Linked DNA regions of Homo sapiens: region 2 is linked to region 1. A link is an interaction called in ENCODE POLR2A ChIA-PET data of the cell type or tissue named here. Cell type or tissue: PC-9. All regions are shown on one strand. Each heading gives the region's core, and the rest is flanking DNA. Links, peaks and the distances in the headings are about the cores only. Region 1 has its middle 13 kb from the start of RFX7. Region 2 overlaps NEDD4 (NEDD4 E3 ubiquitin protein ligase).

Region 1 (11,927 bases), core at 1,231-9,230:
ATTGTGAGGCTGGCAAGTCTGAAATCTGTAGGGAAGGCCAAAATGCCTTGCATAGTGGATGCTGCAACCCACAGGTGAAATTTCTTCTTCCTTAGGGAAAAAAAAAAACAAAATAATTCAGTTTTGCTCTTAAGACCTTTCACCTGATTGGATGAGACCCACCAAAATTATTTAGGATAATCTACTTAAGTCAACTGATTGTAGCTAATTAACCACATCTGCAAAATACGTACCTTTACAGCAACATCCAGCTTAGAGTATGATTTGAATAGCTGGGTATGTGTCAACTTGGCTAGGCCAAGGAACCATGACACTTACCACACTCTGTAAGTCACTCCTCATGTATTTGAGAAGATGTCTTTGGATTTTCTTTATGTGGATCTCAGGAAAGGTAATTTCTTATGAAGTGGGCCAACCTGTCTCCTTTCCAAGAATAGATCTACTTTCTCTGCTCTTCCCTGTACATAAATGTTTATTCCCAAGGATGAATTTCTATTTTTCTTCATCCCTTTTTCCCTTACCATCTCCTGAAGTTATGCCAGTGTTATATTGTGGCTGATGTTAGTATGTTTTTGTTTTCTCCGTTTAAAATGCCTCTAATTATGCCTGTAGTGTCATTCTCCTAATTCAGCAAAGCCTCAGGTTGTCGGCCATATCCACAGTCACCCTCCAAGCCTGGCTCTGTTGATGTAAGCTTCCATCCTTGTCTCTTGTAACCCTGGCCCCCTAGTTGGAACAGGGCTCAACATTTGACACCATGACAATCAATCTTCCGGCTAGACAGTGGCTTATGAGCTGACTCAATAAAACCTTTGCCCAAGGAAGATGTTAGTAATTAGCTAACGGATTGATTCCTTTTTTGGAGAGTATGAATATGATAAGGAGAGAAGGTTAGGCAGTTGGGAGTAAAAACAGTAGCTGAAAGATACACAAGAGAAAGCTAACCTCAGAAACCATTAGACAACAACCAGAAGAGGCAATGATTAAGCAGAAACTGTGTGAAGAGGAGCTCAGAGGGCTTAAAGAAGATAAGATAATGGCTTAGTGTTGATAGGAGCAGTAGGCCCAGGGAATGATAGAAGCTGAGTAAATTTCCTCATGGAGCACCAGAGAAAGCAGGTGCAAATGAAGAGGAATGGATTATTGGCCAGGCCTTGGGGAAATTCAGGATAACCACCCAGAAATCCAGGAACAGACATACAAGCGACGGCATAGAAACTTAAGGGGAGCTGGGGAGTGAAAAGTTTGTTTAGGCTCCAGTGCAGCTCTAGCAACTGAATTATCTTCTCAGACACTCAGGAGAAGACTTTCATTACTTCCTTAGTTTAGTGTGATTTTCTCCTCCCCCAGAGAGTCTTACACATAAAGTTATGGTGTGAAGGGCTCACTCTTTTGTCAAGAATTGCATCCTCTCAGCAGTTTTCCCTTATCCATTCCCTACCCACTCCCAGCCAGTTTGTGTTAGCTGTCTCTTTTCTGTGGCTCTGTGGTACCTTGTACAGCCTTATGTCATACTATCTCATTGTAGGCTAATTGTAGGTTTGTTTGCCTATTTCTTGCATCTACACTCCCTCTACCTGACTTCCAGTACTACAAACTATATTTGGTCAGGAAGTATGTTTTTAATCTTCTCTATATCTCCAACATATACTATAGTCACTCCCACAAAGTAGCCAAACAATGAATGTTTGTTGAATTGAGCTATTAGAAAAACCTTTTTTTTTTTTTTTTGTCCAGGCCACAAAATAAAAGCAGAATGTCAGAAAAAGCAGAATGGGCTAATAAGAAAGCTCAATATCTTATTCATAATAATGGTGTAGGAGCTGAGAACATAGTTAATTTGTACTTAAAATTCATGTCTCCATGACTTTACAAAAATTTTTCAAGCAGCCAACTGTGTCTGTTCAGCCTGACATCTGGTGCTACAATTCTCCAGATTTAAAGGTACTCTGGCCAGCTTTGTTCCTTTTAAGGAAAAGAGTCTGCTGCGTGCTTCCTGTAACCTCTAGTTTCTTATCTGAATTCAGATCCACACTCTTGGGCAGATGAGGCTTGAGGCTGACCCTCATGGAGATCCCCCGGGCTTCCAAATTTAGAGTCTAGGATCCAAATCTCAGCTCTACCACTTGCCATTTTTGTGATCTCAGGCAAGTTCTTTGCTTCTCTGAGCCTCAGTTTTCCAATTGGTAAAAGTGGGGATAATAACTCCTTCACTCAGTTGTACTGATAATTTAATGAAAAATATTTCTGAAAATACTCCACACAATGCTTTACACATAGTAAAAGCCAAATAAATTATGAATTTCCCTTCCTTTTTTTCTGGAAGGTAGAGAGGAGAAGGGAAGGAATAGATTGATGGCAGGGGATAAGGGCCCTAAAAATGACAGGAGTCCTGAAAACCAAAAGTGGTGGCAGCCTAGTTTTTACATGCCACTACTTTATAGTCTGATAAAGCACAGGTCATGATCACTAAAAGCCACACGGCACCTAAGATAGCTGCTGCAAGAAATTCCTTGATCAGAGCACAGAAGGACATTCAAACTCTGCGTGTTTGAAATGCACAAAGCAGATAGGGAAAGAGGCACCATTGGATGGCAAGAAGAAAAAATTTTGCCTACACCAAGCAAAAAAACCCCAAAAATCATAAAACAAGGAGAGGTTCAACACATGCTATGTCAGAGAGTCCTGGGAGTGTACAGAGGTGTCTGACTTTAACCCCCTCCAAATATCAACCCCAGAACTGAAAAAGGAGAAAGAACGGAAGGTCTTCATAATCAGTTGGAAAATCTTACACAATATTTATAGGAACTTTAAACACGTATCCCTTCTGAGGTCCCTAAAGAAAGCCAAATGACACTAGCTATTCAGGGACTCAAAACCCCAAATAATATTAGAGATGAGGGTCTGTGCTTTCTAGCTACTCTCAGAAGGGTTCTCTTAGTGAGTATTAAAGCTGTTAAAGTTAGCTCTTGATGTACTCTGAACAGGCTACTCAGCAGTCAGGAATTGAGGTATGGCAGGGAGGGAGTAGAATTCCATAACAGGATGAGCTTGTTAGCCAAATCTGACTGAAAATGTCACTTATCGCTGCCCAATGTATAAGGTGGAAAAAGTGGCTAAAAATTACAGCTCTTCACAATCAGTGTCTCCCACTCCCATGAAAGAACATTAAAAAAAAATGGAATAGACTACCCAATGTGTTGTTAAAGGCAAGTGACTTGAGACTTGCCCCTCAGAGAATTGTTGGAATAGGGCTTCACTTTTCTCTCTGTGTCAAAGAAACTTTGAGTATCTTTTTAAATGTTTTGAAATAAAAATGGCAAGAACATAGGTTATCACCCACAAATTACATTTAATGGTGTTTTGAAAGAGTTAATTCAAAAATCCTGTGTATGAAGAGTAAATCAAGATGCCAGCCTGCAGGAAAGTTACCTCTACCAAATCTTATGAAATGACAGAAAAGATTAAAGGGGGTGAGGTTAATTGGTAACAGGACAGGGGACAAGAAAAATGCCGTAAGTGTATGAGAAATTTTCAGGAGATGGGATCAGACTTTAGAAAAACATACTAGAGCAACTGTGCCGTACATTTGGCTCTAGATTGCTGAGGAGGTAGGATAAATTTCAGGGATGCTACAAGCTCAGAGAGAACAGGTTCTATGAATAGGACATCCTAGGGTAATGGCCAGAGTGATTAACTGAAACACTGCATTTGGAGCAGCTGGACTGCTACTCACATTCCCTTCTTTTGCTTGTAATTGTCCACAGATTAAGTAGTGAGCCTGTGGATTCTGAGAGCCAACAGACAGAAGAGTAGCAGTGGACCCCAGGAGGCACAGGGAGGCTCCTCACTCTGAAAAGAAACACTCTCCCCAGCAATATGCCCTTCCCTTCACCTATAATCACAAGTTGACCCACATCAAGCAGAAGGAGAGAGCTAACAGGGATTCTTATTTATAAAGTAAAAGAATAATCCAATACAAGAATAATACAAGTTTGCAGAGACACCAAACTCAGAAAAAATAATACCTAACGAAAGAGAGTTTATAAATTTAAAAAAGATGAATACAAATTCTTTTTATAAATTTTATAATTTTAAGAAAATATAATTATTGTATATAAAATATATACTTATAAATATCACAAATATAACAATTATCCTCAAAGAGGTTCAAGATATTACATCCATGAAAATGAAACAATGATCCCAGAAATTTAAAAACATGATTTTTGAAATAAACTCAGGACATATGTATCACCAATAGAATCTCTTTGAAAGGATGACTATAGGATAAATTTTAACAAAATAAATGATGAATCCAAGAAAGATGAAGGTGAAGCATTCAAGAATCAGTGGAGAGAAAAGAGATGATTTGTCTAAATATGACATATATTTAAAATTAATAGCATAAAATTAAAATCTAGATTAGACGTTGGCAAATGTTTTCTGTAAAAGACCAGATAGTAAATATTTTCAGTTTTGTGTTCCATATAGACTCTGTTGCAACCACTCAGCTCTGCTGTTGTAGTGTGAAAACAGTCATAGATAATATGTAAATGAATGTGCGATAAGACTTTACAAAAGCAGGGGGCAGGTGAACCCCTGTTCTAGATGATTGCAACATAAAGATGGCAGGGACAAAGCATGATGGAGAGATAGGAGGTAAGTTCTAAAAGCTGTATGTTTTATAACTTTTATATAGCTGTGTGTATATGATAAACACATACACACACATATGGAACACCAGATGGCAGAAAAAAAGTCAAGCCATCAGTGATTCCAGTACATGACACATGGACAGAATTTCTTTAATAAAAAAATCTCAAATTTAGAAAAAGACACCTAAAAAGAAGGTTGGAAATAAAAACGTAGAAAGATACATCAGGCAAGTTCTAATAAGGATAACAAATATAGTAACAATGTTAGACAAAAAAGAATAATGCGAAAAGGGTTTGACAAGATAAAAAATGTTCATATTAGTGAAAAATAGAATTCTGTAAGAAGCTCTACTAATACTGAACCTTTATAAATCTAAGAATATAACATCAAATGTCATCTTTATAACCTATAAAGTGAAAATGATAGAAATATAAGTAGGAATGAAAAATACAGAGCCATTTTAGAAGACTTTAACACACATCTCAAATTGATAGATCAAGTAGGAAAAAAGTAAGGATAGAGAGGATTAGAATAACAAAGAAGCTTGATCGAATAAAGGACTTTGTATGAATAAACAGTGAATGCATAGTCTCCTCAAACACACATGAAACATTAACTAGCTGCTAAAACACAAAGAAAATGTTAAATTTCAAGATAAATCATTCAGGTTACATTTTTTATACTGAAATAAAAGTTGTAATTAATAAGCAAATTGTTTATAAACTTGGAAATAAAAACCACTCCTTTAATACAAAAAAATTTAAAATGAAATTATAAATTATTTACAAATGATAATATGTTAAAATTATTGAACATTGTTATACAACCAGCATTATGCTAAGTGATCTACATGGATTATCTTTTTATTTTCACAGTAATCTTGGGAAGTTGATTCCATTATCATCTCATGTCACAGATGAGGAACTGAAGCACAAAGCTGTACTAAATAACCCGGCCAAGGGCACACAATCCATAAATGACAGTGTTGGGATATGAACCTAGATAGCATGATTCAGAGCTAGTGTATTTAACTGCAACAATAAGAATGACAGTGAAAACAATACAAATCAAAATCTACATATACTCAGAGAAAATGCAGCCAGGTATGCGTGTTTTAAAAATAAGAAAAGATTGGCTAGAAATAAATCATGTATAAAGCTTAAAAAGCTAGTGAAAAAAATACATAAAGTAGAAGCAAGGGTATTACTAAAGGAAAAAAACATGAATAAAATGTTGGGGGTTGGGGTGGGATAAATTTGTATAAAACTAAGAGATGATTTTTTGAAAAGAACCAAAAATGTCAAAAGTCTGGAATGTCTCACCAAGGTTAAAAAAAGAGAGAGTTATCAGCATTAGAAATTAGAAGGGGATATAATTATAGGTATGAAATAGATTTTGAAAAGTTTGAGGTGAATACTGAATTTAAGCTAATTTTTACTTATTTATTTATTTGTTTCTTAAAAGTTTTAAGTTTAGGGGTACATGCGCAAGATATACACGTTTGTTACATAGGTAAATGTGTGTCATGGGGGTTTGTTGTACAGATTATTTCATCACCAAGGTATGAAGCCTAGTAGTTCATTACTTATTTTTTTTTGATCCTCTCCCTCCTCCCACCCTCTGCTCTCCCATAGGCCCCAGTGTGTTCTATTCCCCTCTATGTGTCCATGTGTTCTCATCATTTAGCTCCCACTTATAAGTGAGAACATGCAGTATTTGGTTTTCTGTTCCTGCGTTAGTTTGCTAAGGATAATGGCCTCCAGCTCCATCCATGTCCCAGCAAAGGACATGATCTCATTCTTTTTGTTGGTTACACAGTATTCCATGGTGTATATGTACTACATTTTCTTTACCCAGTCTATCATTGATGGGCATCTAGTTGATTCCAGGTGTTTGCTATTGTGAACAGTGCTCCAATGAACATACATGTGCATATGCTTTTATAATACAACAATTTGTTAATATATTCCTTTGGGTATATACCCAGGAATGAAATTGTTGGGCTGAATGTTATTTCTGTCTCTAAGTCTTTGAGGAATCACCACACTGTCTTCCACAATGGTTGAACTCATTTATACTCCCACCAACAGTGTAAAAGTGTTCTTTTTTCTCCACAACCTCACCAGCATCTGTTATTTTTTGACATTTTAATAACAACTGTTCTGACTAGTGTGAGATGGTATCTCATTGTGGTTTTGATTTGCATCTCTTATGATCAGTGATGTTGAGCTTTTTTTATATGTTTGTTGGCTGCATGTATGTCTTCTTTTGAGAAGTGTCTGTTTGTTTATGTCCTTTGCCCACTTTTTAATCGGGTTGTTTTTTCTTGTAAGTTTGTTTAAGTTCCTTGTAGATGTTGGATATTAGATCTTTGTTAGATGCATAGAATGCAAAATTTTCTCCCATTCTGCCGGTTTTCTGTTTACTCTGTCGATAGTTTCTTTTGCTGTGCAGAGGCTCTTTAGTTTAATTAGATCCCATTTGTCAATTTTTGCTTTTGTTGCAATTGCTTTTGGCATCTTGATCATGAAATCTTTGCCTATGCCTATGTCCTGATTGGTATTGCCTAGGTTTTCTTCTAGGGTTTTTATAGTTTTAGGTTTTACATTGAAGTCTTTAATCCATCTTGAGTTGATTTTTGTATATGGTATAAGGAAGTGTCCACTTTCAGTTTTCTTCATATGGCTAGCCTGTTCTCCCAGCACCACATATTAAATAGGGAATGCTTTCCCCATTGCTTGTTTTTGTCAGGTTTGTCAAAGATCAGATGGTTGTAAGTGTGTGATCTTATTTCTGGGTGTTCTACTCTGTTCCACTGGTCTATGTGTCTGTTCTTGTACTGGTACCATGCTGTTTTAGTTACTGTAGCCCTGTAGTATAGTTTGAAGTTGGGTAGCATGATGCCCCTAGCTTTGTTCTTTTTGCCTAGTATTGCCTTAGCTCTTCAGGCTCTATTTTGGTTCCATATGAATTTTAAAATTGTGTTTTCTAGTTCTGTGAAGAAGTCGATGGTAGTTTAATGGGAGTAGCGTAGAATCTATAAATTGCTTTGGTCAGTATGGCCATTTTCACAATATTGATTCTTCCAATCCATGAGCATGGAATGTTTTTCCATTTGTTTGTGTCATCTCTGATTTCTTTGAGCAGTGATTTGTAGTTATCCTGAAGAGGTCCTTCACTTTCCTTGTTAGCTGTATTCCTAGGTTTTTTATTCTTTTGTAGCAATTGTGAATGGAAGTTCACTCATGATTTGGCTCTTGGCTTGCCTGTTTTTGGTGTTTAGGAATGCTAGCGATTTTTGCACATTGATTTTTGTGTCACTCTTTTTCCTTTCCTCCATTTTGTTGGGGATGTACTAATATCTGAGTATGGTTTATTCTTATTTAGATTTCTCTGATTACTAATTATATGGAACATCTTTTCATGTGCTTATATTCATATTGATAGTCTCTTTTGTAAAATGCTTGCTCAAGTTTTTGCTCATTTTGTTTATTGATTTGCCTTTTTCTTATTGATTTGTAGACATTCTTTAGATATTGTAGATATGTTATTTGTTGGATATATATGAATATATATGTGTATATATATACATATATAAACACCTATATGTATATATAAAACATATATAATACATATATATATGCATATATAGCAAATATCTTCTACTAAACTATGTCTTGCTGTTTCATCCTCTTAATGATGCCTTTCAATAAACATAACCTCAGAACTTGAATTAATCCATCTTTTATGTTTTATGTTTTTGGGGAATCTTATTTAAGAAATCACTGCCTACCCAATGTCATGAAATATTCCGTTATCTTCTAGAGCAGGGGTCAGAAATTTATGGCCCATGTGACCTGCCATTTGTTTTTGTAAATAAATTTTTGTTGGAAGACAGCCATTCTCATTCATTCATTTATGTATTGTCTATGGCTGCCTTTGGACTACAACAGCAGAGTTAAGTAGTTGCAACAAAGACTGTATGACCTACAAAGCTGAAAATATTTACTATCTGTCCCTTTACAGAAAAAATTTATTGATTTCTCTTCTTGGATATTACTGTTTTTCTTTCACATGAAGGTTTATAATTTAATCAGCATTAATTTTTGTAGATAGTGTAAATTAAGGTTAAAGTCTGTTTCATGTGAATTATTTAATTGCTCCAGCATCATTTATTGAAAAAAAATCTTATTATTACAAAATTGCAGTGGCATCATTGTTGTACATCAAGTATATATATGAGCCTATTTCTAGATGCTCCCTTTTGGTATACGTATCTATTATTATACTAATACCACACTGCATTAAATATTGTAGCTTTATGGTAAGTTATGCTATCTGATATGGTAAATCTTCCAACAATTTATTCTTCTTCATTTCTTGGCTGCTATAGGTCATTTGCATTTCCATATAACTTTTTGAAATCTCTAATACATTTCCACAAAAATTCTGTTAGGATCTTGACTGGGATTGCATTGAATCAATAAAATAACTTTTGAAGAATAGCTTTTAAATTATAAAATTAATTTATGATATGAAGTCTCCAAATCCATGAACATGGTATATCTATTCATCTAGTTAGATCTTATGTAATTTTTCTTTGAAATGTTTTGCCGTTTTCACTTTAGTGATCTTACATGTCTTTTATAAAATTTATTCCCAGATATTTGAGGTTTTCCAATGATATTGTTAATAGTATTGTTTAAAATTTTTTATTTACCAATTGTTTTTGCAAACACATACAAATACAATAGATTTTTATGTATTGATTTTGTATTCAGTGACTTATCTAAATTCATTAATTCTAATTGTGTATATATTATTTTGGGTTTTTCTATATTTACAATCATGTCATCTGAAATGACACTTTTACTTCCTTCTTTCCAACCTCACAGCTCTTCTTTCATGCCTTGTGGCACTGACTAGGACCTGCAGTGCAATGATTAATGCAAGTAATGAAAATAAATATATTTGAGTGGTTTCTGAATTCAGGAAGAAAGCATTCCATATTTCACCACTAAATATGTTAGCAGCAGGCCTTTTGTACATAAACTTTATCATATTAAAAAGTTCGCTTATATTTCAAATTTGCTGAGAAGTTTTATTATGAACTAGTGGTTAATTGGAGGCCTTTTTGCATCTATTGAGGTGATCAGTGATTTTTACTTTCATTATTATTTTATTATTTACATAAAAAAAGCAAATATAATTTAGTGAAGTAAGTTATATTGATTAACTTTTTAAACCAATTTTTTATTCCTAGAATAAACCAAATTGGTTATGATATGTTATCCTTTTTACATATTCTTTGGATTTGATTATTTAATACTTTGTTCTAATTTTTGTCCCTATGTTCGTAAGAATTATTAGCTTGTAACTTTCTTGTATTATAATATCTTTGTCATATTTTTGTGTTAGGGTTGTTCTAGCCTCAAAAAAATGAATTAGGAGGAAGCGTTTTTTCTTTCTTTCCTGAAAGAGGTTATGTAGGATTGATATATTTTTCTTAAATGTTTTGGAGAATTCACCACTAAATATATCGAAGCTCAAATTTTCTTTGAGGGTAAGTTTTAAATTGTAGATAGAATATATTTAACAATGATTTTTATTTCTTTTAATTTTTCTTTTATCAGTTTAGATGACGTGATTTTATATAAATTATTCATTTTATATAGATTGTCAAATGTATTTATATAAAATTATTCAAAATATTTCTGATTTATCTTTTTAGTTTTGTAGGATCTGTAGGGATATTGCCCTTTGATTCTGATATTAGTAATTTATACTTTTGCTCTTGATTGGTCTTGCTAAGAGTTTATCAAATCTATTGATATTCTTTTTTTAAAAAAAGCTTTGGCTTTGTTGATTTTTCTCAATTTTATGTCAGCTATTTCATCAATTATTGTTTTCATTTTTATTAATTTCCCTCTATTTTCTGTTCTTTTTCTAACTTCTTGAGATGGTAACTTAGAAATTAATTTTTGATTTTTTTTCTTTTCTGATATAGGCATGTAAAGTCAACTTTCTTCTAATCATTGTGAATTAAAAAAATCCAATCAGAGAGAACCCACACAGTAATTTTAACCAAAAAATAATAATATAATAATTATTAGGCCAGGCGCAGTGGCTCATGCCTGTAATCCTAGCACTTTGAGAGGTCAAGGCAGGTGGATCACTTGAGGTCAGGAGTTCGAGACCAGCCTGACCAACATGGCGAAACCTCATCTCTACTAAAAATACAAAAATTAGCCAGGCGCAGTAGCATGTGCCTGTAGTCCCGCTATTCGGGAAGCTGAGGCATGGGAATCACTTGAACCTGGGAAGGGGAGGTTGCAGTGAGCTAAGCTAACGCCATTGCACTCCAGCCTGGGCAATAGAGCGAGAGACTGTCTCAAAAAAAAAAAATTATTAACTGTACCAGGTCATTGAAGTAATGAGAGACTGGCTAGCAAGAAGAGGATCCCAAAGGATATAGGAATAGTAGATGTAGGTTACAGCCTCTTCCCTTGGAGCTGAGATAGCCGACCCAAGGAATATGCCACCCAGGCCTAAGATCAACACCCTGTTGTAGAGGGCACTGCTGTGGCTCACTGGATGCCAGAGAAGTTGCCATGGTGCTGTACTGACGAAATGTACTGGAATTCCACCTTCTGGGGTGCCAGTGAAAGGCATTCATGGGGAGATGTCTCAGTGGAGTCATTCTGCTACACAACTGCCTGCTGGTTGCTGGGTGTGGCTGGCCACTGTGAACTACAGAAACTTGGTACTAGGGAAAACTATGCATCCTGGAGAAGCAAGCACACGAGAACCAGGAAGCAAAAAATGTTTTCCTCCTGCAGTATATTTCTAGTGCCCTGTAATGACAAAGTTCCAGCTGGCAAGAACAAATATTTAAAGGGCCAAAACGCATTTTCACACAACAGGCAAATGAGGAATTGGAGCAGAGAGGCAATAATTCAGTAACCAGCACACACTGCTTTAGCTACACCACATAAATTTTGATGAGTCGCATTTTCATTTTCATTATCTTGAGTACTGGTTTATTTAGAAAAGCTTTGTTTTATTTCCAGACATTTTCAGATCTTCTAGTCATGTTTCTATTAGTTGGTTTTCAGGCTAATTCCACCATGGTCTGAGAACATATCCTATGTGATTTCAATACTTTTGAAGCTTGTTCAGGCTTGTTTTATGCATAGCATATAGCCTATTTTGACAAACATTTTATATGTGCTTGAAAAGAACTGTATTTTACAGTGGTTAGGTGTAGT
Region 2 (11,927 bases), core at 2,344-10,343, 350 kb before region 1:
TATTTTAGAACGGGATGAGGCATACATAGGGGTTCACTGCAATATTCTTTCTACTTTTGTGTATGTTTGAAATTTTCCCTAACGAAAAGTTTTAAAATATTTGGGAAAAAACTAGCTTATAATAATATAGGTAGTTTATAACATTTATTAAATAAAAAGAACTTAAGGATGAAATTCATAAACAATGTTATAGGAGGCAGAAAACAAAGTATGTGTTAATCAATAAAAGTAATCAGAAAAAAACAAAGTAATTATAAATCACAAGTTGGAAGACAAGGAAGGAAATATTTGAGAGAAATTAGGTCAGCATGGTGGCAGGTGCCTGTAATCGCCGCTAGTCAGGAGGCTGAGGCAGCAGAATCACTTGAACCCAGGAAGTGGAGGTTGCAGTGAACCGAGATCGTGCTATTGCATTCCAGCCTGGGTGACAGAGCGAGACTCCATCTCAAATAAAAAATAAATAAATAAATAAAAAGAAATATTTGCGAGAGAAACTGGTTCTCTGGTAATGTTTAATAATAATCCCTAAACTTTTTTTTCACTCAACAATGGCCATAAGAAAACACTTGATCTGGACTATACATTCTTCAGAGTGTAAACATTATTCATTAGATTGTAGTCAGCCCAAATGGAATTTTTCCTTTAGACAACTCTTTTTTTTCTTTCTGATGCTATTTTTACCAAAGTAATCTTTTCCAAGCAGCTTTATCCTGTAGGATTCTCCCAGTGCCCGATGAGAGTCCTTTTGGCTAGTGGTAGTAGAAAGGTGCTTTAAAATACATAATGGAGTTGCGTTTTGGTTGAAGTATGACATTTGCTAGATTTGTGATTTTCAGCAAGTCATTTAAAAATTTCTGGGCCTTTCTACTTATTTCTAATATGGAGATATAATCACTATCTCAGACAGTTTCCTAAAATGTGGCACATGAAGTATGCTGTTTTAAACTTTTACAAATATAAGGCTAAGGGTTTAAAAAAGAATATACTGGGGCCGGGCAAGGTGGCTCACGCCTGTAATCCCAGCACTTTGGGAGGCCGAGGTGGGTGGATCACGAGGTCAGGAGATCGAGACCATCCTAGCTAAACACGGTGAAACCTCAGCTCTACTAAAAATACAAAAAATTAGCTGGGCGTGGTGGCAGGTGCCTGTAGTCCCAGCTACTCGGGAGGCTGAGGCAGGAGAATGGCGTGAACCCGGGAGGCGGAGGTTGCAATGAGCCGAGATCGTGCCACTGCACTCCAGCCTGGGTGACAGAGTGAGACTCCATCTCAAAAAAAAAAAAAAAACACACATATATATATATATATATATATACACACATTGGCTGGGCACGGTGGCTCATGCCTGTGAATCCCAGCACTTTGTGAGGGCGAGGTGGGAGGATCACCTGAGGTCAGGAGTTTGAGACCAGCCTGGCCAACACGGTGAAACCCCATCTCTACTAAAAACACAAAAAAATTAGTCAGATGTGGTGGCGGGCACCAGTAATCCCAGCTACTTCGGAGGCTGGGGCAGGAGAATCGTTTGAACTCTGGAGGCGGAGGTCACAGAGAGCCGAGATTGCACAACTGCACTCCAGGGACAAGAGCAAGACTGCATCTCAAAAGAAAAGAATATATCAAGGTTTTCTCCAAGTTAAAAATCATAGTTGAGGCTTCAAGTCCTAGTGACAGTGAACATCCAATATTAAACTCTACTAGAAGGCTGTTAGGGTCTCTTCCTCCTTGTTCTATTTCCATACACCTTTTATTTTATTTCATTTTTTTGAGACAGAGTCTCACTCTGTCACCCAGACTGGAGTGCAGTGGCTCGATCTCGGCTCACTGCAACCTCCGCCTCCCAGGTTAAAGACATTCTCCTGTCATAGCCTCCTGAGTAGCTGGGATTACAGGCGTGCACCAACACGCCTGGCTAATTTTTCTGTTTTCAGTAGAGACGAGGTTTTACCATGCTGGCCAAGCCTGTCTCAAAGTCCTGACCTCAAGTGATCTGCCCACTTCAGGCTCCCAAAGTGCTGGGATTACAGGTGTGAGCCACCACACCCGGCGTATTTCCATACACATTTTAAACAGGTTGATTCTCTTCTTCTGAGTGACAGGTATGCATATTTGCACTTCAATGTATTACCAAGAATGCAAAAAGTTGAGAAATACGTTAAGGAAACCACATTTTCTACTTGAGAGTGTTTACTTCAGTCTTTCTAGGAGTGTATATGCTTCTAGAATATACACAAGGTATGTCAGACCAGAGGTATGAAAATGAGGCATTTTGGCCAGGCATGTAATCCCAGCACTTTGGGAGGCCGAGGTGGGTGGATCACCTGAGGTTGGGAGTTTGAGACTAGCCTGACCAACATGGAGAAACCCCGTCTCTACTAAAAATACAAAATTAGCCGGGTACGGTGGCACATGCCTGTAATCCCAGCTACTCAGGAGGCTGAGGAAGGAGAATTGCTTGAACCCAGGAGGCAGAGGCTGCAGTGAGCCGAGATCGTGCCATTGTACTCCAGCCTGGGCAACAAGAGCGAAATTCCGTCTCAAAAAAAAAAAAAAGAAAAGAAAAGAAAATCAGGCATTTCATTTACTGCAAATGAATTAAATTATCATCAGCATGTTAAGAATTCTGTAAGTAAATATCACTTTTAAGACATATTTTACCTGGAATTCACTCAGTTGCAGAACTTATATAAAGGAATCACCTTCACTCCTGATTTGTCACTAACCATGGCTGTAAAACATAACTGGCAATCATTAGAAGTTTCTTCTCTGGAGAAACAAATTGACCTCAGAGAGAAGACACTAACAATTGGGGGGTTTCCCAACAGTGAAACCCACCAGTTGAAAAGCCCAACATAATTACAGAACCTCCAGGCAACTTCATAGCGACTTACTCTCAAATATCAACAACAGATATCTGGAGGGAAATGTCCAGTATTAAAGAGAAATAACAATAACAACAGCAAAGGGACCAAAGGGAACCAGAGACAACATAGGACCTGAAACAAAACTTAAGAAAGAAAATAGACCAAACCCGAAGTAAAATATTCTCAGAGAAATAAGAGATTGTATTCATAAAAACAAGTAGGACGTTAGGACTAGGAAATCATCAGAAACAAGAAAGAACTTTAAAAATAAAATTTTATATCCTTCGCCCACTTGTTGATGGGGTTGTTTTTTTCTTGTAAATTTGTTTGAGTTCTTTGTAGATTCTGGATATTAGCTCTTTGTCAGATAAGTAGATTGCAAAAATTTTCTCCCATTCTGTAGGTTGCCTGTTCACTCTGATGGTAGCTTCTTTTGCTGTGCAGAAGCTCTTTAGTTTAATTAGATCCCATTTGTCAATTTTGGCTTTTGTTGCCATTGCTTTTGGTGTTTTAGACATGAAGTCCTTGCCCATGCCATCAACAAGTGGGCGAAGGATATGAACAGACACTTCTCAAAAGAAGACATTTATGCAGCCAACAGACACATGAAAAAATGCTCATCATCACTGGCCATCAGAGAAATGCAAATCAAAACCACAATGAGATACCATCTCACACCAGTTAGAATGGCGATCATTAAAAAGTCAGGAAACAACAGGTGCTGGAGAGGATGTGGAGAAATAGGAACACTTTTACACTGTTGGTGGGACTCTAAACTAGTTCAACCATTGTGGAAGACAGTGTGGCGATTCCTCACGGATCTAGAACTAGAAATACCATTTGACCCAGCCATCCCATTACTGGGTATATACCCAAAGGATTATAAATCATGCTGCTATAAAGACACATGGACACGTATGTTTATTGCAGCACTATTCACAATAGCAAAGACTTGGAACCAACCCAAATGTCCATCAATGATAGACTGGATTAAGAAAGTGTGGCACATATACACCATGGAATACTATGCAGCCATAAAAAATGATGAGTTCATGTCCTCTGTAGGGACATGGATGAAGCTGGAAACCATCATTCTCAGCAAACTATCGCAGGGACAAAAAACCAAACACCCCATGTTCTCACTCATAGGTGGGAACTGAACAATGAGAACACTTGGACACAAGAAGGGGAACATCACACACCGGGGCCTGTTGTGGGGTGGGGGGCTGGGGGAGGGATAGCATTAGGTGATATACTTAATGTAAATGACGAGTTAATGGGTGCAGCACACCAACATGGCACATGTATACATATGTAACAAATCTGCACATTGTGCACATGTACTCTAGAACTTGAAGTATAATTAAAAAATAAATAAATAAAAAATAAAATTTTAGGCTGGGCGCAGTGGCTCACGCCCATAATCCCAATGCTTTGGGAGGCTGAGGCAGGTGGATCACTTGAGGTCAGAGGTTCAAGACCAGCCTGGCCAACATGGTGAAACCCCATCTCTACTAAAAATAAAAAAATTAGCCAGACAGGTGGCACGTACCTGTAATCCCAGCTGCTCGGGAGGCCAAGGCACCAGAATTGCTTCAACCTGGGAGGCAGAGGTTGCAGTGAGCCAAGATCACGGCACTGCACTCCAGCCTGGGCGACAGAGCCAGACTGTCTCAAAAATAAAAAAAAATAAAAATAAAAAATAAACAAAATTTTAAAATTAAAGAAAGGGGGAAACTTGGAAGAAATCTTCCAAGAAGTAGATTAAGGAGGCAAAGAAACAGAAAACAGGAGAGAAAAGAAAATTTTAAGGTCAATCCAGGAAGTGCAAACTTTGGCTAACAGGAATTCTAGGAAGAGAAAACATGGAGAAAAAGACAGAAAATCTTCAAAGAAATAATATCTGACTTTTAAAATGGGCACATGTTTTACCTTGATAAAAGTAATTAAATCATATGGGCAATCACATATCTCAATGTTTAGGTGTTTACCTGCATGAAGTAGGTATATAAACATTATTATATATTATACTATATTGTTCTCTGGTTGTTTTCTATGGATTATGCCATTGTCTCATTTCAATTATAACCTCTTCACATCCAGGAAGAATATTTGCCACTTATGGCAGGCACATATTCTATTTCTGATAAATACTTGTTAAACTCATTTGCTTTGAAGACGACTTGAGTTTCCAGTAAGCTCTGTGACTGTTTAAGAGGGTTCAGTCTTTCAGCCTTGTTACAAAAGTAAAGGTCATTCTTAGCTGAAACAGTTACTTAAAACTCCAGGAACTAGTCTGAGAATCCCAGCTCTTACAATAAAGTCTAGAGGGAAGTCATTTTATAAAACAACGATAAACTGAAAGAAAGCTAGTCAAATGGCTTTTGTCTGAATACCCTTAAAGATCTTTGTCCATTCAATCTTCTTTTCAGGAAACTTGATCTGAGCCTCTATCCAGACACCCAGTTATACGGTACCAGTTAGTGGAATATGTAGGCTATGAATCAGACTCCACTGTGGAAACTAATCCTTGAGTCACGATCATAATATTCCATTGGCATTCACCCCAGGGACAAGGTATTCATTTAAGAGTGCCACTCTTCCACGCAAAGGATGAAGCATCACGTAGCTCCCACTCATCATCACAGTCATCACTCAAATATCCTAGTTTGGTTATCTGTTTCTGCAAGGCTGTGTGTAGTCATCCTCACCTATCAGGATTCTGCAGTCATCTCTACCTCATTCCAAAGGGTCCCTGGCTTTATTCATTAATTTAATAAATATCTATTAAGTGTCTATTTTGAGCTAGTCATTGTTCTCTATAGTAGGGAACTGTATTCTAGCAAATCTGAGCCCAGAAAAGATTTGCTTAATCCATTCTCCAGAATACTTCTCTAATCAATTCTAGTGAATTTACATTTGCCTACCTATTGCCATATCTCCATCTTTAACTTTTTTTTCTGCTGCATGTACACTTAGTATCTGAAGTATTATTGATATGTTTTTAATGAATTACTCGTGATAATGGCCACAATAATGGCATTGCAGGGACTCAATGGATACTTCGACTTTGAACTGTATTACTGTTCTCATCAAAGAATGGCCTTAAGACTTACTTCTCAAAGTGTGTCTGGGGAATTACCAGCATTGGTACGATCTGTTATAAATACAGAAATCTCAGGCCCCCATTCTGAGACCTACTGAACCAGAACCAGAATCTGCATTTTAATAAGATCGCCATGTTATTTACATGCACATGAGAATTTAAAAATCACTGGCCCAGCTGACATCTTAATAAGCCATTCTCTAATTCCTTAATAAAGCATTAGAGGGTAGCCTGTGAGTCGGACACAGCAGTGCACCTGTAGTCCCAGCTACACAGGAAGCTGAGGCAAGAGGATTGCTTTAGCCCAGGAGTTCAAATCCAGCTTGTGTAACATAATGAGACCTCATCATAAAAAAACAATTGAGATAAAAAGTAAATAAAAGGAAGCAATCCTGGATAATATTATTTTAGGTATATCTGTACTTAACTTCAGGTATAACTATACTTAACTAAGTTTAGTTATAACTGAATTTAAAGACATTGTCTACTATATCATCAATATCTTGCTTGGGTAATGTATTTTTCTACTAAGGTAATCAAAATGTTTCCTAGTGTTATGGTTTTATAATACCTCTAAGTCAAGAGAAGGCCTACGCTCTTTCTTCACCAACAGACATCCTCGGGCCTAACTAGAAATGCCATGAATTTACTTACTTGTTCAAGGTGTTCTTTGTTGTGACTCACCCATGAATCGAGCTACAAGGTGCACATACACACTAGCTGGTTGCTCGTCTAAGCCCTCAGGTCTGCTGCTCTTGTTCTATCCCAACAGTTCGCTTCAATCTTAGTGTGGGTAAAATTGCTTTTCAACAGTTGCTCCCATGTTGAGTCCTTCCCAAAACATCTCATTGAACTGGGACAGATCTGCTCATCTCTTGTTTTGAAATTACTGTATCTCTAAGTATCTGTCTTCATCTGACCATGGTCTCCCAATTTTACACAAGGAACAGAGGATACTGAACCAGACGTGTGAGCAATACTTTGGATTATTTCCAGGGTATGCTGACAAGACAACTGGTTCCCTTTCTCAGCATTCATTTGCTCCTTCTGCTAACCACCTTCCTGACCTCAACACATCGCCTGGCCTCACCCAGAGACTCTGCCAAGCCCCTTCAGCCTACAAAGCCTCTTGTCCTGGCTTCTCCTGGTCTGTCTTGTTTCCCTGTCACCTGTGATGTAAAGGGAGAGTGGACACAAACGGGTGAGGCCTCACAACAGCTAGCACATGGTAGGCTCCATAGCCTGTAAGAAGCCGGCAACATAGACAGAATTGCCTATTATCCAAGTAGTTTCTGGGAATAGGCCTTAAAACCTTGACTTGTTTTCTACATGGAAGCTCTATTTTGTCTCGTCTTATTTTTGGTGGTAGAGAGGGGACTGAGAAAGTTAGACTAATGCTGTCCAAAATGAGGTGTGAATATTCATAAGCGATTTCAAGTTTTCACTTATAATTTTCTGTTTCCTTCATTTGATATTGCTGAATTTCCTTTTCACTCATCATACTTGCTTATTCTATAGTTCCAAGGTGAAAGAACGTAAGACTGTAACCTTTATTTTTTTCTCCAGGAAAAAGAGACTGTACTCTCCCTGTAGAGAGGGAGTTTGTCTTATACATCTTATATCCACTTCACATATGCCTTCTGTATAACAATAACTACATATATACCTTGCCTATGCTATCTCATGCTTATTTTATGACATCGAGCAAGCAACCTATGCTGGCTGTTTCTGCTTCCTTACCTGTTTGATTCTTTCTTCAATCTGGCTTTTAACCCCGCATTCTCCTGAGCCTACTCTTGCTAATGGACCTCCTAACTGACACATCCAGTGGATACTTATGTTCTCTGTGGTACTGTCTGCTTTCCTCCTTCCCTCACCTTTCACCCATGCCTCTATGCCTCCACGCCTCCATGCTCTCCATGCCTCCATGCTCTCTTGGCCTCTGTGTGGTTCCTCCTTAGTCTCTTCTTTATCCCCTCTTCTACCGCCTCACCAAAGTTGGTGGTCCCCAAAATTATAATTTATCTTCCCTTCCCATCTCACTGTATACCTTCCCTAACGTGTTCATCCTTATCTGAGGCTTTGACTATACTCCTGACTCCCAATCTACATTTCCAACTCTCACTTCTCTCCTGAGCCTTGGTCCTGTATGTCCAACTGCCCTACTTGAAAACAGCACTATCAGGGCAGCCTCTGATACACATAAACTTCATACATGATTTCTTCTTCACCCTCCCAATCTGGCCCCTCTCCTGAATTCTCCATCTTAGTTCATAACATCACTGTTAACCCAGTCATCCAAGTTAGGAAAACTTTAATTCATTTATAATCCATGAAACCATGAAAAATTGTCTTCTAAAAACCTTAAAGAGAGCACTTCACACTCTCAAATAAAGACCTCCATTGCCCAACTACTTAACTATCAGCCGAAGACCCCCTTCTTTGTCTTCAGCATGAAGCACCAGGCCTAATCGGACTCTGACCCACTTCTGGCAGATCACCGCCTCCCACATCCCCAGGCTACCCTATGCTTGAGCCCCACTGGACTATTTACAGTGGAGATTCTTTCACATTTCTAGCCTTGCATATGCTGCTGCTGCCACCTACAGCAGTGACTCTCAACAGGGGACAATTTTGCCCCTAGGGGACATCTGGCAATGTCTGGGGACACTTTTTGATTGTCACACTGGGAGAAAGGGGTGTTACTAGCATTTAGTGGGTGGAGGCCAGGGATGCTGTTAAATATCCTACAGTGCACAGGATAGCCCCCACTACAAAAGTGTCCAGCCCAATATAATAATGCTGAGATGGGGAATCCCTGCCCTAGAATCTCTTTGATTTCTCTGCCTGATGAACTCCAGTTTACCTATCAAGACTCGGTTCAAATGTCACCTCCTCTGGGAAACCTTCCTCTACCAACCAGGTCCTCTCTCCAGATAAATAATGTCACATCTTTCTACTTTTTCATACACACCTCTATTTAGCACATCACATATTAGACTGAAAAAAAATTTTTTTTTTTTTGAGACGGGGTTTCGCTCTGTGGCCCAGGCTGGAGTGCAGTGGCGCGATCTCGACTCACTGCAAGCTCTGCCTCCCGGGTCCACGCCATTCTCCTGCCTCAGCCTCCCGTGTAGCTGGGACTACAGGCGCGCGCCACCATGCCCGGCTAATTTTTGTATTTTTAGTAGAGACGGGGTTTCACCGTGTTAGCCAGGATGGTCTCGATCTCCTGACCTCGTGATCCGCCCGTCTCGGCCTCCCAAAGTGCTGGGATTACAGGCGTGAGCCACCGCGCCCGGCCTAGACTGAAAATTTTTATGTTTACAAGCATGTCCCTATTACTAGAATGGGAGCTCCCCTAAATAGAGACTGTATTTTACTCATCTTTTATTCTCAGTGCTTGGGACAGTGCCTGGCACTCAAATGTGTACTGGATGAATTAAACAAGACACATCTACAGAGAATACAAAATGTTTTCAAGCAAACAATTCAGCACTCTGAATCTGTCTGAAATTAACAATTCCTCAGTTCTAAGAAATATACATGTACAAATATACATTTTTCACCAACTTTCTAAAACTAGTCATTAACATTGTGGCATCACATTTTAGAATATTTATAAATTACATTGGTTTATATAAGTGCTGCTCAAAATAAATTTAACCAAATCTCTCTAAATATTCTGCTAAATTTAGTAAAATAAGGACTGGAAAATAATGGAACATTAAAGTAAGTATATATTTAAAACATCTATTTTAGGAAGAACAATAAAATAAGAAAATATTGAAATGTATAATCTTGAGATTAGTGTTAAAGGCTTTGAAATAATTAAGACATAAGTTTATTACAGTTCTACTATACTAGGCTTAAGCAATTTACCTATTTAGGATTAAGTTACATATAATGAACAAAAACTTTTATAACAAAAAGAAAAAATGTAAAAAATAATTCTAATAAAAATATGAATATAAGTAAAGAATGGAAGACATTCAAGCTTGGGAAAAATGCTAATGCACATTAAATAATAGGGTACTGAAATCTCTGAGCATCCTAACAACATAACATAGGAGATTTAGAAAACAACAGATGGGGGAAACAAAATAACAGTAGAGAAAAGTAACTACTATACAGATTTAGAAATCTGAATAGCAATCATTGTTGTAACTGTATACATAGTACCTTAGCTCCTTAACCTGCTTCTTGATTGAACTGACAAAATATTACACATACTGTTAAAATATCAAGTATTTATTTTCAGATCAAAAGTCATTATATAGCCTTTACAAAAGTAATACTGTATTTCAAAAGGCATATGTAATAAACATATGCCAGTCACTGTTATGTTGTTTGCTATGCCTGAAATCAACATTATTATGGAGATAGACTACAAAGTCTCATCTTCACTCTAAGTTGTAAACACAGAACACAGACAGTGTCCCAGATACAGGTAAAAGTTCTCATTAGATTTAAAAAATCAGTCATTAATAAGCTGTTGATTACAGTAAGCTAGAAACTCAATTTTATACTGCTAGAGACTGGTAGCTAAACATATAAGAAAAGAAGTTGTAGACTCTCAGTGCTTTAGAAACCAGGTTCTCTGACCAAAGCAGTGATTTAATTTCACGGCTGCTCAGTACAGATAGCTGACATTACTAAATGCTACTCTAATATCAACTTGTTAAATGTGAATCCGGACTCAGCATATCAGAATACTAACCCAGACTAACTGGAGTCATGGGAAATATTTTGGGAGCTGTTTATTTATAAGTGAGTTACAATATACCACTATAATTAGATTAATATATAATTATTGATAAACACAAGATTATTTCTAAAACCCATTATTGTTGCCACTGCTATATTTAGAAAAAACAACACTAGAATCTTCTCCATAAAACAAGCCTTTGATTTATCAATTAGATCTATTTAGATATAGCATAAATTAAATTTAACTGTCACTATATGGTTTACAATGCTTTTATAAAGAGAAGTCTAATAAACATTAAACGGGGGGACAATTTAAATCTCCAGCAAACTGCACACTTCTGAATTATTTTATAATCCAATAATCTACCAAAAGATAGAATCTGCACAAAGTTATACATTTGATTGTCACAAAAAATATTTAAGTTAGCTTACCTAAGCATAAATAAAACCAGTAACAGTGGATATTTTTAACAATGCAAAAGGCATTTGATCCACATTTCATTAAAAAACACATTTAAAATACTCTTCTCAAAAGCATCCACAACAAACTATAATTATTACCACAAAATAAACTATTTTAAGGTATTTCTACAAATATTTCTACATGAATTATTCCTTTCAGATTATTTCATTAAGTGTAAAATAAATTTATAAGTAACATTAATTCAACTAGCATACTATTAACGTTTCTTCTCAGTGCCACTTCATTTCTTTCTTTCAGGAAGAAAAACAGTTGATTAGATTATAATCTCCTAAAATCTGGTTTTAGAAAAGTTTCCTAAATGGAATTTAAAATTCTAAATTATAGATCAGAATTTGAAATCTGATCTTTTTTTATCCTTAGTAAAGTAGTGGCTTATATTAACATCTGGGCATTGGTAACAATTATTATATTTACCAGATTTCAGAAGAGAGAAAATAAACTAGCAATTACTATTTTATTCACCTAAAGTTACTTATCCAGAAGTTTTTTTTTTTAAAACAATCTTTAATAAACATAATGGATGTTACAAAAACACAGATTAAGGTTTTTTCCCCCCAAAACTATGATGTACTGTCATGTAAAATTGCTTTAGTTAGAAAATTTTTTAAATTTCCTGGAATCTGGTAAAACATTCCAAATACAGAAATTTAAAAAATCTATTTCAGTTCAAACCATTTTAAATACTTTGGAACGGCCAAATTACATAAAGAACTTTTGGCTAAGATTCATAAGAGTTAAATTACTAATATAATAAAGCTGAATT

Evidence for each region. Peaks named below come from ENCODE experiments on the same cell type or tissue, not always from the same donor. Only the 100,000 strongest peaks of a DNase experiment are listed, where the experiment ranks them.
Region 2: POLR2A ChIA-PET joins it to region 1 with 5 read pairs; 3 of 35 experiments call an interaction of 5 or more read pairs at or near these places.

What each region holds. Positions count from the first base shown.
Region 1 is chr15:56,250,665-56,262,591 of GRCh38, forward strand. It overlaps a transcript of TEX9 not described here. Among named protein-coding and RNA genes, the nearest start is that of RFX7, 13 kb to the left of the region's middle. In PC-9, for the core only: no CTCF peak of the experiment used is centred there; no DNase peak of the experiment used is centred there.
Region 2 is chr15:55,902,554-55,914,480 of GRCh38, forward strand. All of the region lies in intron 5 of NEDD4 (NEDD4 E3 ubiquitin protein ligase), which reads right to left. Among named protein-coding and RNA genes, the nearest start is that of NEDD4, 85 kb to the right of the region's middle. In PC-9, for the core only: no CTCF peak of the experiment used is centred there; a DNase peak (open chromatin) is centred at 5,418; H3K27ac peaks cover 661 bases.